Linked DNA regions of Homo sapiens: region 1 is linked to region 2. Evidence: chromatin loops called from intact Hi-C (ENCODE). Cell type or tissue: pancreas. All regions are shown on one strand. Each heading gives the region's core, and the rest is flanking DNA. Links, peaks and the distances in the headings are about the cores only. Region 1 has its middle 20 kb from the start of FRMD3-AS1. Region 2 has its middle 17 kb from the start of FRMD3.

Region 1 (2,912 bases), core at 224-2,723, 360 kb before region 2:
CTCCACTTCTTCACTCCTCCTTATCAGCTCCTCCTGGATTTTACATTTTAATTGGGGCTGGCACATGCAACTGTTCCCTTTTTGCTTCCGTTAGTCTGACAGATTAGGCCAGTTGGTTTATTAACGACTTGGCCACCTACCAACAGCATAAGCACCGGGATAAATCCCAGTGGAGGGTCTCTCCTCTGCTTCCGCTGAGCTTGGTCTTGAAATGCTTTGATATCTACAGCAGTAAAAGCACAAGGAAACTAATTGCTCAATGGTAGCACGGCTTTGCACTTACTTATCAGAGAGAATCATCTTTTGGAAATTAATGTGTACATCTCCTCGATGCCATGACAAACTCACAAAATCTCATCACTCTGGTCTGAGAAATATGCCTAGAACAAAATAACTTACTGGATGATTTTATTCACTTCAGTTAAGAGACCGCAGCTCATTAGTCCTTTAATACAGATCTACAATATCAGGACTCCCCAAATAATGTTTTCCTTGCAAAATTACCCCAAAACATATAATTTAGAAATAAGAAGGCACCTGAAAACTATGACTACATAACATTTATACCAGTTTATGCTCAAAGGAAACAGACAACCTACCATACAATTTAGGTAAAGACTACTCAATAGAATTTACCCCTTTCTCTTTCTCTTTACTGTCTAAAAACTGCAATGGCAACAGTATTGTCCCCTTTAACATGCATAAGGAAACCTCTTTCCTTATACATAATTCAGTGCCTTTCACCTCCACTCTCTGCATGTCCTTACACATGGATAGACTGCCTGGCCAGCTGTCTGGATGGCAGACCCCAGGGAGCGGCCCCATTTTGTTAACTCACTGGACTGACTAAGGCAGCACCACAGGGAGATACAGAAGCCAATCAATGAGAGGACAAACAAACTCAGGTTTCCTCCTAGCACTTAACACAGGCTGTTCTTCTCAGCCCTGCAACATTTCAGGCAGTCTGACTCCTGCTTCATGAGCCTGAAAAACAGAACTTGTTTCGCTCTCAGCGACCACTCCACAGAGCAGACTGCAGTCCCTGAGCAAGCAGAGATGCAGGAGACAAAGCCCAAAGAGATGAGAAAAGGCAGAAGGAGCAGCTTTCTGTTCCCAGGCAATTTTGAAAGTTATAAATAGAATGGGGGGGAGGGATAAATGTAGGGGAGGGATAAATGTAGAGAAAACATTTACTATAGAAAGAAATACAAATCTTAAATATTTAGACAATGAAAGAAACAAAAAGAACTGCCACAAAAGCCACTCTGCATACAGGCTCATACGAGACATGACAACTGTCAAATAACTATGCAAAGCAATGAAATGTCTTCATCCCCAATTACTTTTGCTATTAATTGCAATTTCACAAAGGTTTCCAAGACCTTCCACAAGAGAAAAAAGATGCAATGCTTTTTCAAAGTTTGGCATGAGTTTTATGTCAGGAAACAAACTGGTTTGCACATTCGGAAGTTGGAAGTTAAGAAGGTTACATTTTTTCTCACATATTTTGGAGGCATCTGGACAGCCCTAATTTAAAAAAAAAAAAAAAAAAAAAAAAAAAAAAGCACCTGACCTTTGAAAAGCTCATAAGACAAAGTCAGCTTTATTTTCTGTTAGAGATCTGCTATAAAGAGTTAAGTATTTTTTACAAAAGAATGTGCATCTGTAGCTATGGAGTTGCTCGCACCATCGCAGCCTGTCTGTAGCAGGGATTGCTAACTAACACGGCCAGCCTGCATGTTGAGACAGCATCATCCACTAGAGGCCAGAATGAGACTGTCATGTACAGGCAAATCAAATATAGACTCAGGAAGCACCAGAGCATCAGGGAGTGACACCAATATTGCAGGTGACACGCCAACAAAATGCACTTCTAAATCCTCTTACGCAGTTTCTTTCCACATCCAAATCAGTGGGTAAATGAGGCACTAAAGGACAACATCTGTCAGCAAGAGGCTGACACTGTATTGAAGACTCAGAAACTAGAACAAAAATGGACCATTCTTTCCTGAACTGAAGTTGAGAAGGAAGGAAAAGAGGAGGCAGGGCATGGGTGCTGGTGAGACAGAGGCCAAGGACACAAATGCGTATCTGATATAGGAGGCAGGAGAGGAGAGCAGAGAAATGGGCAGGGAAAATGCCTCTGGAGTTCCTGGACCTGGAACTGGACTAGGAGCTAGTTGCAGCCTTGTGCATCAGTCAGGAACTGGTTAAAAACACACAGCACAGGCACACCATGGAGCATGATGCCGCCACCTAGCAACTGAGGTAGGCCTGTCTGTTGGTATGGAAAGACCTCTAAGACATGCTTAAGTAAGAAAGTGGTAGACACTATGCTCTGTAACGATGACATGTGTGAATTTGTTAAGGATGCATATGCACACACATATACATAAAATCCTTCTAAAGGCCGGGCGCGGTGGCTCACGTCTGTAATCCCAGCACTTTGGGAGGCCAAGGCTGGTGTGTTTTTAACCAGTTCCCCTCCTGAGGTCAGGAGTTTGAGGCCAGGCTGACTAACATGGTAAAACCCCATCTCTACTAAAAACACAAAAATTAGCCAGGTGTAGTGGCGGTTGCCTGTAATCCCAGCTACTTGGGAGGCTGAGGCAGGAGAATTGCTTGAACCCAGGGGGCGGAGGGTGCAGTGAGCCAAGATCATGCCATTGCACTCCAGCCTGGGCAACAGAGCAAGATTCCGTCTCAAAAAACAAAAAAATCCTTCTAAAAAGATGCACAAACAAATACAAGAAGCCTCCCAATTAGAAGCCTTGCACTTGTTGCTGGCCTGTTCAGAAAGGTCCTTTCCCAGATCAACTCCCACTGAGTTTTTTATTCGTTTACCATCTCAGCGAGACACTCCGGCCACTGTATTTAAAAATCAGTCCTTCCAATGCTATTGTCTCCCTTTG
Region 2 (2,912 bases), core at 316-2,815:
GTGTAGAAGAAGGTGCCCTTTCAGGGGTGCCTATGATTCATAAATTTGGCCTCTTTACATAATCCCATACCTCTTTGAGGTTTTGTTCATTCATCTCTTTTTTCCCTTTATTTGTGTCTGATTGTCTTATTTCAGAGAACCAGTCTTCAAGTTCTGAGATTCTTTCCCCAGCTTGGTTTATTCTGCTGCTAATACTTGTGATGGCATTGTGAAATTTTTGTGTTATTCAGGTCTGTCAGACCCATTAGGATCTCTTTATACCAGCTATTTTGTCCTTCAGCTCCTGTACCACTTTATTGTGATTTCTGTTCTCCTTGGGTTGGGTTTTGTCATCTTCCTGAATCTCAATGATATTTGTTCCTATCCATATTCTGAGTTCTATTTCTGTCATTACAACCAGTTCAGCCTGGTTAAGAACTCCTGTTGGAGAACTGGTATGGTCATCTGGAGTACATACAACATTCTGGCCATTTGAGTTACTGGAGTTCTTGCATCGGTTCTTTCTCATCTCGGCATGTGGGTGTTCCTTTAACTGCAGTGTAGATTAAGTACAGTCAATAGACTTCTTTTCTGAATGTTTTCACTGGGCCAAGGTTTTGCGTAGTGGCTTTATTTGAAGCTGACTTCTTATCTCTAGTTTCATAGGGGGGTATATTTGTGAGGTATTTTTGGTTTTGAAGCTTTGGGGTGTGATCCAGCAAATAACACTTAGGCTCATCGGTCAGTTTGTAGACTCTTGCTTAATTGTGTGGCTCCCCTATGTTTCCTCACAGTTGCAACTGTGTTCCCTCTCAGTGCTCTGAAAGTGTGGGTTCCTCTCCACCTTCAGTGCTGGCTGTAATCACAACTTAGCATTCATCGGCTGCTCACTGCAGCTCTGGTGTGATCTCAGTGTTTATGTTCCTTTCCCAGCTAAGAGGCAGCAGAGGAAGAGATCTTAGTAGTGGTTGTGGCCAAGGGTCATTTGCTTGACTCCTGGGGATCCACCCCAGAGAGATGCTGGTCAGCAATTGCTCAATGCAGTCAGCACAAAATGAACGGTTTGTGCTGTGGGCCCAAGCCAATGTTTCCTTGTCTGGTGACAAGCCATGGAGGGTGTGTGGGACCCATGGGAGACAGACTGGCCTCCTCTTCTTGGGTCGATTGCAGCTTGATGGAGATGTGGATAAGACACTTAAAGTCTTTGCTCCTTTGTTAGTCTGAGGGCAAGGGCAGTTCCACTGCAGAAGCAGTGGAAGAGAGGCTTTTGGTTGCCTCCGGAGGCTGTGTCCAAGGAGTTGCTGAACTGGTACTGGCTTGGTAGCTCTGGTGGCAGGTGGCTGGAGGCCCAGGCCTGGAGGACCTGCCTGGTGAGGAGATATGGGATCAGGCACCCACGTCACAGTCTGGTCACTTTTCTGTGGAGCTACTGTGGTATGTTTGGGGCCCATTCCAGTCCCCAGCCACCTGGGATTTTCTAGAACCTCGAGGTATCACAAGTGAATGCTGCAAAATGACAAAGATAGCAGGCAGCCTGTCCCTCCCTCTGGGGGCTTTGTCCCAGGGAGGTACAAACCTTTTGCTGGCCCAAAGCCACCTATAAGAAATGGCTGCAGACCCCAGTTAAGAGGTCCCATCCAGTGAGGAGGAATGAGATTAGGACCCACTTAAAAAAACAATCTGGCCACGTTTTGGTAGAGTACCTGTGCTGTGCTGGGGGTCCACTTTGGCCCCCAGTCACCTCAGACACTCCAAAGCCCAAAGGCTGGAATGGCTAAGTCACTCAAACAGCAAAGATGGCGGCTCACCCCTCTCTCTGGGAGTGCTGTCCCAGGGGGAATTAAGATCGCTGTTGGCTGGAGAGCTTGGGTGGGAGTGGCTGGAGGCCCCAGTTGGGAGGTCCTACCCAGTGAGGGGGAATGGGATCAGGCACCCACTTAAAGCAGCAGTCTGGCCAAATTTGGTAGAGCACCTGTGCTGTGCTGGGGGACCCCTTCAACCTGGGTTGGCTCAGACTCTCCAAAGCCCCAAGGCTGGAATGGCTAAGGTACCCAAACAGCAAAGATGGCAGCCTCCCCCTCCCCCTAGGAGATCCTTCTCAGGGAGGTGCAATGCCACTACTGGTAGCCAGCTGGAGTTCCAAACCAGTGGGTCTTATCTTGTGAAGTGTCATGGAATTAGGGCCTGCAGGCTATTACTGCTCAGCCCCCTGGATTCAGCCTCTTTCCTATGGGTAGGTACAGGAATCTAACCTCCCACTTTGCTGGAGCTGCAGCTACTTTTGCAGGAAAGCCCAAGTATCTAAGGCTCCAGGGTCTCCAGGCATGCTTGAGCAGCTGCTCTGCCAAGACTCCACATAGCTCTGTCTGTCAGACTGAGGACTGAAGGCCCTGATGGAGTGGGTTCACAGGGAGATCTCCTAACCCAAGGGTTGCAAAGATCTGTGGGAGAAGCGTGGTTTCCCGGGATCGGTCATTCACTTCTTGGTCTAGGGAGGATCCCCTGGCTCCATGTTGCTCCCAGGTGAGCTGTTGTCTTGTCTTGCTTTTCTTCATTCTCTGTGGGTCAAACTGTTTCCTTGATTAGACCCAATGCCCAATGGACGTTTCCACTGAAGGTTTTGTATTTACTTGCCCCTTCTGTTCCTTTCCATGACAGCCACACACACACTATCTACCTCTAGTCAGCCATCTTGGCCACTCCCCTACAGATTTCTTTGTTCCCTCTCCACTCTTCACTGCTTCACTAGCCTTTTGAAAAAAAAAACAAAGAAAAATGGTTTATTAAAACATAACAATTGGAAATATTTTGAACATGATTTACATGGCCACCTTCTGTGAAATTCCTGAATTCAGCAAATATTGTTTTGGGTCATATAACTCCATGCATTATTGACCTACAGCCAGCAAGCTCTTGACAATAGCCATACACAT

What was found. Peaks named below come from ENCODE experiments on the same cell type or tissue, not always from the same donor. Only the 100,000 strongest peaks of a DNase experiment are listed, where the experiment ranks them.
Region 1: a loop joins it to region 2, with 2.7 times the contacts of the local background. A loop is called at or near these places in 28 of 110 quality-filtered maps.

What each region holds. Positions count from the first base shown.
Region 1 is chr9:83,197,691-83,200,602 of GRCh38, forward strand. It overlaps a transcript of RASEF not described here. Among named protein-coding and RNA genes, the nearest start is that of FRMD3-AS1, 20 kb to the right of the region's middle. In pancreas, for the core only: a CTCF peak has its summit at 1,751 (motif pointing right); a DNase peak (open chromatin) is centred at 1,711.
Region 2 is chr9:83,553,467-83,556,378 of GRCh38, forward strand. It overlaps a transcript of FRMD3 not described here. Among named protein-coding and RNA genes, the nearest start is that of FRMD3, 17 kb to the left of the region's middle. In pancreas, for the core only: no CTCF peak of the experiment used is centred there; no DNase peak of the experiment used is centred there.